2 separate regions of the Mus musculus genome follow, and region 1 is linked to region 2. Evidence: chromatin contacts called from ENCODE Hi-C data. All regions are on one chromosome and are shown on one strand. Each heading gives the region's core, a stretch centred on a gene start or an enhancer-like site at or near the end of the contact. The rest is flanking DNA. Distances are from core to core; before and after follow the strand shown.

What was found. Hi-C counts contacts between places; a loop is a spot of excess contacts on that map.
Region 1: a map of Patski shows a loop between it and region 2 (2.6-fold over the local background). The contact joins the promoter of 9430085M18Rik here to the promoter of Wdfy3 in region 2. A Hi-C loop is called at or near these places in 3 of 37 maps with a recorded cell type or tissue (Patski and v-Abl transformed pro-B cells).

Annotation. Positions count from the first base shown.
Region 1 is chr5:101,701,297-101,705,720 of GRCm38, reverse strand. 9430085M18Rik (a long non-coding RNA gene) reads right to left here and starts at 2,172. Exons shown (of 3, transcript XR_001785073.2): 1 at 1,611-2,172; 2 at 188-523.
Region 2 is chr5:102,068,561-102,073,109 of GRCm38, reverse strand. It overlaps Wdfy3 (WD repeat and FYVE domain containing 3), which reads left to right and starts at 3,189. Exons shown (of 67, transcript NM_172882.3): 1 at 3,189-3,514.

The sequences.
Region 1 (4,424 bases), core at 923-3,422, 370 kb after region 2:
AACCAAACCAAACCAAACCAAACCAAACCAAACCAAACTAAAAAAACCCACCTCTCTCTCCCTCTCCCCACCCGCCACACTGCGAGCCTGTGTTTGATGACCTATGTTTGTGGGTGTGAGTAGAGACTAGTGCATGCCACAGCACATGGGTGGAGGGTGGAGAACAACCTTGGGTGTCGGCCCTCACCTTGTTCCAGTTGGGGACTCCTCCTCCTTCCCAGTTTGCCAAGAAATGTTCTTGTCGCTGCTTCCCACTTTCCTGTAGGGTGCTGGGAGCCACGCCAGTCTTTCTAAGGGTTCTGGGGTTCTGATTTCAGGTCCTTGGGCTGTGTAGCAAGTGCTTCACCCAAGCCAGTCATCTCCCCAGCCCATGTGGCGAACGTTTCCACTGGGTAGAGCATACGCAGTCAGAGTCCTGAGATTCCAACCGAGGGTTGGCAGGGGTCGTTTGCTTTCTCGAGATTGCTTTTCTCTTTATTGAAATGGGCGGAGTGTGCTGTTGTCTCTCCTGACTCTCGGTGTCCTTTGGGAGATGAGATGAGAAAGGGGAGGTGAAATTTCTTCAGAATTACAAAGCATTTTCTGTTAGTCCTGAAGCAATGCTACAAAATTCAAAGGGTCGCTATTTGCGTGCATTTCCTTCCTAATAGAAAGAACACCATTGGGCTGGAGACATGGCTAAGAGGCTAAGATCAGTGGCTGCTTTTCCAGAGGACCTCAGTTCAATTTCAAGCAACCACATGGTGGCTCACAACCATCTATAAATATAATCTGATGCCCTCTTCTGGCATGCAGGTGTACATGAAGATAGAGTACTTATATACATTAACTAAATAAATAAATCTTAAACAACAACAACAAACAACACCCACACTGTTGCCTGCCATCCCAGCACTCAGGAGGCTGAAGCAGGAGGATCATGAGATTGTAGCTAGTCTGGGCTACATAGCTAGCCTGTCACTTGAAAACCACAGACACTCCAAAACTACCATCCATCTTCCCTTCACCTGTCTCTCCTTTTGGAAGCAAGATCTAGAGTCTGCTGTGGCTAAAAGCGCCTGCACTCACTTGGGCCTGTAGGTGCCTGGTGCATTGCAGAGGGCAGAAGCAGACGTGGCCATATACTGTGACTCTCTTGTTCTGAAACATTTTCCCCTTCAGTCACCTAGAATTCTAGGTGGATAGACAAACACCTTGTACAAGAGTTGACAGTGTGTCCAGGCAACTGCAACTTCCTTACTGTGCTTTTACTAATCCCTAGACAAGGATCAGCCAGACCAGAGTGTAACCAAGACTGACCAATGGCATGTGTTTCCTCTGATTCCTGGATAATTTTCCTTGCCTGGATAATTCGGGGGCTCTTGACTGCCCCGCTGAACAGCACTGACAGGAGCAGCTGCCCTTCCTTCCTGCTGTGGTTTTACTGACTAAATGTCCTTTCCTGGTTTTCACACCTACTTTCTCTGGGTTTGGAGGTGAGTGGCTGGACCCAATATGTTGGAATACCCAGTGTCAGGGCCCTGACCAAGGATTGCAGTAGTATTTATACACATGTACACACACACACATATGCACACGCGCACCCTCCCACCCATCCCCCAGGAACACACCTCTCCTACCCTGGAATGTCACACGGTAACAATGGCAACGCAGGAAGAGGAAGGAACCTGGAGAACGCTCTCCTCAGTGCCCTAGTTCGTCACAGACGGGTCCTTGCAGCGTCATCTCTGGACATTCTGAGGAGTGGTATGCTAGAGGAAGGAGGGACCTCAGGGGCAACCAGCTTCTAGGTAGCAGAAGGGATCAAATTCTCAAACCGTTAGTGTGAGAGAGCAACACAAACTTCTGCTGTGAGGTGGATCTCACCACAGGCCCAGGCTGAGCGTGACCTAGGGCTGGTGCCTCTGAAGCAGGAGACAGCACAAGGTTTTCCACATTTCCTCGGGTATTTTGTTGCGGTGACGACAGATGGACTCACACCTCCGCTTTATCCTGTCGCTTTACTATTTGTTCGCCCTGTATTTCTGTGACCTGCTTACAGTTATATTTTCTTTCAGACTTTAACAGCTACCACCTCAGCCAGTTCAGGTGCAGTGTTTAGTGGCGGTCATGGCTTCCACGCCACCGCCACTGCTGACTCATCAGCTCCTCAGACCCCATGCACGCATGCGCTCACGCCCACGCACGCTCTTTCTGAGCCTTTTAAAGGAAAATACCTCTCTTTTTGCCCCTGTGTACTTTAGTGTATGTTTCTCTCTCTCTCTCTCTCTCTCTCTCTCTCTCTCTCTCTCTCTCTCTCTCTCTCTCTCTCTCTCTCGCTCTCTCTCTCACTCTCCCCCTCCCCTCCCCCTCCCCCTCCCCTCTCCCTCCCCCTCCCCCTCCCCCTCCCCCTCCCCCTCCCCCTCCCTCTCCCTCTCTTACCGGTAATCTAGCCCAATAAATTTACACTGTGCCATACTCTGAAATTGCTCATTCAGATTTCAGTTTTGTCCATTCTCCTAAAAAATGAACTTTCGGCCATTTTATCCTTCCTGGACAGAATCGGGAGAGAAATGTGTATTGCATTAAGTTGTCAAATGCTTATACCTTTAATTTGTATTTCCATGGCCTTTATCTTTTATGATTTGGACAGCTTTTTGGTTTTATTTATGCTTTTGTATGGCTGGGCTTGAATCCTCACTAAACCTTGTGTGATTTAGGCACGTGCTCTGCCGTTGAACTTCGTCTCTGACCCTGATTTGGTTGTGTCGAAGATTACTGTCCCCTCTTTCAATGAGTCAGGGCATTCGTCGTCTGGCTTTTCTGCTTGTCCTTGTGGTCAGCCCGCATTATGAGGAGGGACATGTCTCACGTGAGACTCTTCTGAAGCCTGCACCTGGAGTCATACCAGAACCATCTGCTCCTTGGCTGAGTTACCTGAGCTCAGCAGATCAAGAACTAACCTAGCTTCTCCCTGTGGGATTTTGATTACGGTTGCTTCCCTTGAAGCTATGATGCAAGAGGAGGGAAGAAAACACCAGTCTTGATCAAAAGTTCTCTCTGGGTTAGAATCCATCGGTGTACTTCACGTGATCCAGTCTCTCTGTGATAAAACTGTGGAACCTTCCTTGTGAATGCCAACACTCTTGTTTTTACTAATGTGCCCCTAGCAGTCTCCTGCTGGAGAGATCCTGGACTAATATCCCTTTTCTGTCAGTGTGATCAATATCTGGACCAAAGGCAAATTTAGGAGGAGAGCGTTGCTGTGCCTTATGACTCCAGAGGGGAGTCCAAGAGGACAAAGAAGGAGGGCTGCTGATCATCACTGTCTATCCACACACAGGAAGGAGGGCAGGAAAGGAGAGAGAGAGAGAGAGAGAGAGAGAGAGAGAGAGAGAGAGAGAGAAGGAGGGCTGCTGATCATCACTGTCTATCCACACATAGGAAGGAGGGAAGGAAAGGAGAGAGAGAAAGAAGGGAGGAGAGGGGAGAGGGAGAAAGAGAGAAAGGAGGGAAGAGAGAGAGGGGGGGAAGGGGAGGGAGAGAAAAAGGAGGGAGGGGGAGAGGAGAGAAACACATAGAGAAAGACGGAGAGGCAGAGAGAAGAGAGAGACAGAGATAGAAGAGGGGTCAGGGATCAGAAAGTAGGGTAAGGACTTAAACCCTCAAAGTCCATTCACACTCTCCCCCCCCCCCACTGACACACTTCCTCCAGTGAGGCTTCATCTCCTGAAGGCTTCATAACCTCCCCCAAATAGCATCACCATCATGGGAGCAAGCATTTAGACACACAAGGAGGATTTCCTCACTGAAGCCACCAGAGAGAACATGTATCAAATCTATCGTCTCTTCACCTTTCCAGATCTCTCGTCTATCTTTCTACATAACGTATGACCTCACGAGTTCTTCATTTTCTGTGTTTTATTGTTGGTTGTGCTGCTGTTTTCGTTGTCTTCGATCTGCCAGGGGATGTTGGCATTTGTGTCCTTTGTCTCTAATGTTGTTGTTGTTTTCTTGTGGCTGCCTGTGCTGTCCTTGGCTCTGTCCTGCTGTGGCCCTGGGATTAGGGAGCACTTCTTCCTAGCTGAGTGGCAGCTGCGGGGTGTGACAGGGAGAGGAGCTGCAGTCCTGGGGCAGGACAGTGCTGGGCCTTTCTGTGATGCAAGCAGAGGACGATGGATCCATGAAGCCACTGTCTGACAAACTGGTTTGCTATGAGGAGGAAAACTGGGTTTGAGATGTAAGCAATCCAGTGGCTCTGTTAACTTATAATTAACCTGCAGCTTGAAATCTGGGTCAGGCAACCTGGGTCCATGTCTCAGCTTCCACTTGCTGGCAGCATGGACTTCCCATCTGCAAAAAGTGATTAGCAGGGCACAGCATAAAGTAACACAGAGATTATGTAAATAAACTGTGTAAGTGCTGAGGAAGAACCCACGTGGAAT
Region 2 (4,549 bases), core at 1,940-4,439:
GAGTGATACTCAGTTTTGATCATTACAGATAAATATGGCTTGTCATTCCTCGCTTGATATTCTAGACAGTCCGTCAGAGGCAAACAGGGAACAGAGATAATTGTCTTTTACAAAGAGCAGAGATTATGAGAACAACACTGAACATTTACTTAACTCTGTCTTCTGGTCTGGGGTATGTTTTTTTCCACAAACATTTCGATCACATGATCCCCAGAGAGACTCATTTGCTTGCCCAGTTTCCCTTCCATCTGGGTCTTCTAAACAAGGGGAAACAATATGGTAATTCTATTATTGTAGCTAATAACCTGGGAGAGTGGAAACACATTTTAAATATGATAGCAACATATTTTAGCATAGAAGTGAAATTTGAATGTGTCAATATGGTTAATGTCTATGTAGATTTTTGTCTTCTAGCATCTGTAACACTCCATGTTCTGGTAATATCTTAAAAATCTAGAATTTAGTTTATATACATATTGTATTATACACACACACACGCATATGTCAATTTATACATTTATATGTATATATATGAATGATAATCCCATTTGCCATTAACCTTTCATTTTATAAATAAAACATAAAAGAAGCAAATGCTTAAACAGAGAATTCTGAGCTTATTGCTTCTCTTAACAATTTTGGAAATTCTCTTTTAAAACATGTCCTCCCTCCTCAGCATCTCTCCCGCCAGTCACTTGTTGTGCTCACGAGTCTTCTGTCACCACAAATCCATGGCTTTTACTTGTCGTGAGGCACAGCTCCTCAACTGCTATTGTCTACAGTCACCTCATTTCTGAATGGAAGTTAGGAATCAGACTCCTGGTGCAGAACTGTTTAGAAATAGCCCTTCAGCTTCCTCTATCCCCAGAGGAGTTCGCTGCACATGCCTAGAACTCCTTCCATCTGGCCTCTGCACAAAGGGCTTATTCCACTTTAACACAGTCTTTGTTTTATGAGGAGTGTGAGTTCATCTGAGTGAATACACAGGACACAGTAGTCATGTTGCTGGAGAACCTGAGCTGACCAGGGTTTTGTTTTGTTTTGTTTTGTTTTGTTTTGAATACCTAAACTCAAGATGACAGAAACTACATTTGGCCGGCAACAAAGACCCAGGAAGGTAAGAGCTGTGGCGGTGACAGATCTGAGGCAGAGCTGAGAGAGAGCAACTGGGAAGGGTCTTTTCCAGACCATCCTTATAATCCTTATATTTGTATAGCTTCAGCAAAACAAGGGAAGGCAGCTGGGTGTATATGTGTGCACTAGGAGAAAACCTTTGTGAAATATTCTCTATAAGACACCAGCAGGAAAATTGCCACATTTGCATACTGATATACCCTTGAACTTTATTGCAATGGTTTTTTTTCCAACAGAAAGACATTTATAATCAATGTGCTGATGACATACATTTCATAAATTTTCTTCTCCCAATTATAATTACAAAAAAAATTCGAAACCTCATTCATATTTAGTTGAAGATCTTCCTTCTGAAAGGCACCCTGGTCTTAGTGTTGACTCAACTGATTTTCTTACCCTAATGTAGCCATGCATCCAGTAGCTCTTCTTCCTGCCACACTCCCAGGCTGAAGAGAATTTTGTGGTACATTTGTGTAAGGGCAGATTGGAGGAACGGTACCTAAAGAATACACATCAAAGGGCCAAGGAGGAAGGAGCAGTAAGAAGGAAAAGGAAGCAGGCACACCCCTCCCCCACCCAGCGACCTGGCAGTAATGATTTATTTAAAACTGTATTATAGAGCGCTATAGCACAGCCTATTTGGCTTTAAAGGAATTCTATAGATGGCACAGACTGAGTTAAAACAGTTGAATGGCCAGTATCTTTACAGGTTACTTTGTGAGCCTTAGAGGCAAAGCATCGGATTTCTGTTCCCCCTTAGATGATCTGGTTATAAAAGTAGGTTTTTTTAAAAGGGGTTGTTCTGACCTACTCTTTCAGAATTGAGTAACATTTACATTTTTATTCTGTAGCCTGCCCCTGGTCTCTTCCCTTCCCTGACTGTCTCCCTGGCCTCCAACTCTGGACAATTCTTCTATCCTCCTGAGGGACCCCCCAACCTCATCCAACAGCAGCCCCACCCAGCACAGGCCTTACAGGCATGGCTCTCCACACCTGGGGAAAGGTGCTTTGTCCTGCCAGCGGGTGCCTGGGAACAGCAGGAACAGGGGCCCCCACACGGAACAGCTGCTGAATCTTGTAGCAAACAGTGGAGTAAATCGGTACAACTGGATCCAATTCCAAACACAAACTGGCTTAAAAAAAGGAAACAGCAAGTCCAAATTACTTCGGCTTTTTTTTTTTTTTTTTCTTTTTTAGAGGAAATCCTAAAACTGCTGTAGATTGCAGTGTTGGGAAAACAAGCTCGTGTTTCCAGTTTCTGTACCACTACTTCCCCACTCTGAGCTGTTCAACTCAAGGAGTTCAAGCATTCATGCTGACTCAGTTTTGTCCCCACCGTCAGAACAGAAGTATGACCCAAACGGTACGCTGGGCGGACTAGGAACAGAGACAAGCTGATGTCCGCTTGGCTGTTTCAAGTTTACCAATCCATACTCATTTAGTGCAAACATTGTGTTGGTCAGGTCTATGGAGGTACAAAGAATGACCTTTCCAGAAAGGGCAAACCTAAAATCTCAGCAGAAGGTCTCAAGGTCACTGACCCAGGACAACCCTGGAGACTGGAAACTCCTGGGTCCTGATCCGCACCGGAGGAGGTGGGGGTTCGAGGCCGCGTAGTGAAAGAGCTAGCGTGGGCAGTTCTTTTGTACTCCAGCTGGAGTAAAATGAACGCAGGCTCGCGTGTTTTCATCGCTGGTGACAGCATCCAGCAATGGGAGTAGGGCTCAGGGGCGCGCAGCGGTGCTTTCTCAGCAGGGTCCCCCGAGAAGCCGGAGGAGGGGGTGAGCGCTGCGCCAGAGGACCCGGGAGCCCGGAGGCGAGGGCAGGGGGCGCGGGGCGCGGGGCGCGGACTGGGCTGCGCGCCTGTCCAGGGTGCCGGCAAGCAGGAGCCGCGGCGAGGGAAGGAAGTAGGAAAGAGGAAGGAAAGGCGGGAGGGGCCGGCCGCGCGGCTGCAGTTTCTGCGGCCGGCCTGGTAGGAGGAGCGGGAGGAGCGGGAGGAGGATCCCGAGCCGTCCGTCAGCGGGCGCGGGAGGTGGGGAGAGCGGGAGGAGGAGGAGGATTAAAGATGGCCACCAGCAGCTGCGGGAGACGGCCACCAGCCCTCACTTTCCGGGATGTTCCCCGCGGCCCGGCCCGGCCTTGATGGAGAGGAGCAGCCCGTGCAGTGCCGAGGCTGAGGCGGCGGCGGGGACCCGGCGAGGGAGAAGACGCGGCGGAGCAGGGACCCAGGCGGGAGAAGGGAGCGGCGGCGGCGTCGCTGCCCTGGCTGCCTAGCACGGCTGCCGCCCCGGCCCCGCAGCTCGCGGACTGCAGCGGGCGCTCGGCCCCGGCCCGGCCTGGGGGGACTCCCGGGCCCCACGCCTGGGCCCGCGCGTCCGCGGTGAGTGCTGCCTGCCCGCTCGCCGGCTCGCCCGCGGCGCGCTTTGTTCCTGCGGGGCGGAGGCGCTGTCCGCGCGGGGACAGGCCGCGGCCCAGCCGCTCCCCCACCCGCGTCCTCCTCCGGGCCTGGAGAGGGCGCCGTCGGCGGCTGGTCCCAGGCGGCCGGCGGAGGGGCGTGCGGGGGCCTCGGGGATGGGGAGGCGGGGGCAAGGCGACCGCAGGTCCGGGAGGGCGGGGGCGTAACCCGGCGGCGCCCGGGGTAGGTGGGGGTCATGCCGGTCCCCTCGGGAGGACCCTCCCGGTGCCCATTCCCGGACCCCCCAGCCCCCACCCGCGCGCGCCCGGGCGCAGCGGAGCGCGGCCTCCATCCCTCGGGCGCCGTCTCCAGGGCCGCGGGCCTCTCCTGGCTCATCCCTCTACGCTCTGAGCTGCAAACCCTTCCCTGTGGAAGGGACCTGGGATGCTTCTGTCCTGCATCGGGGATGTGGTGGCATCACCGACATTCGCGGTTATGGCGGGGTTGAAAAGGCAGCGGTGACCTTTCCGACCAGAGCCCTCTGGACCATGGTCGCATCGGAGGTGCTGCGTTCCATTGATTTTTTGACTCTTGAATCGGAGAGACAGATGATGAGTTCTTCCTTTGTAGAAATAATAGGATAGAATCAGATCAAGCAGATGTTTACCGAATGCATGGATTTTCAGTACCTCACCAATGGCTAAGTGTTTTTTCTGTGGGAAAAATGGTGCTTATGCATACGAAAAACTATTTTTGTTCACTAATAGCTATGGGTTGGTCAGTACCAAGTGGTTATTATGGTGTCTGAAAACCCAACAAAAAAAGAAAAACAAAACCCTTGCGTCGAGACAGCAGATTCCAGGCTGGCCTCTATCAAGCAGGTTTAGATCAGTTTTCACTGTCAGGATGTAAAGCAAGTAAAAATAACAAAACAATGAAAAATGTACTTATTTACAGGAAAATGGGATGTGGTATTAGTGTAGAGTCTAGGAGAAAGACTATAGTCTGTTAGTGTATAGA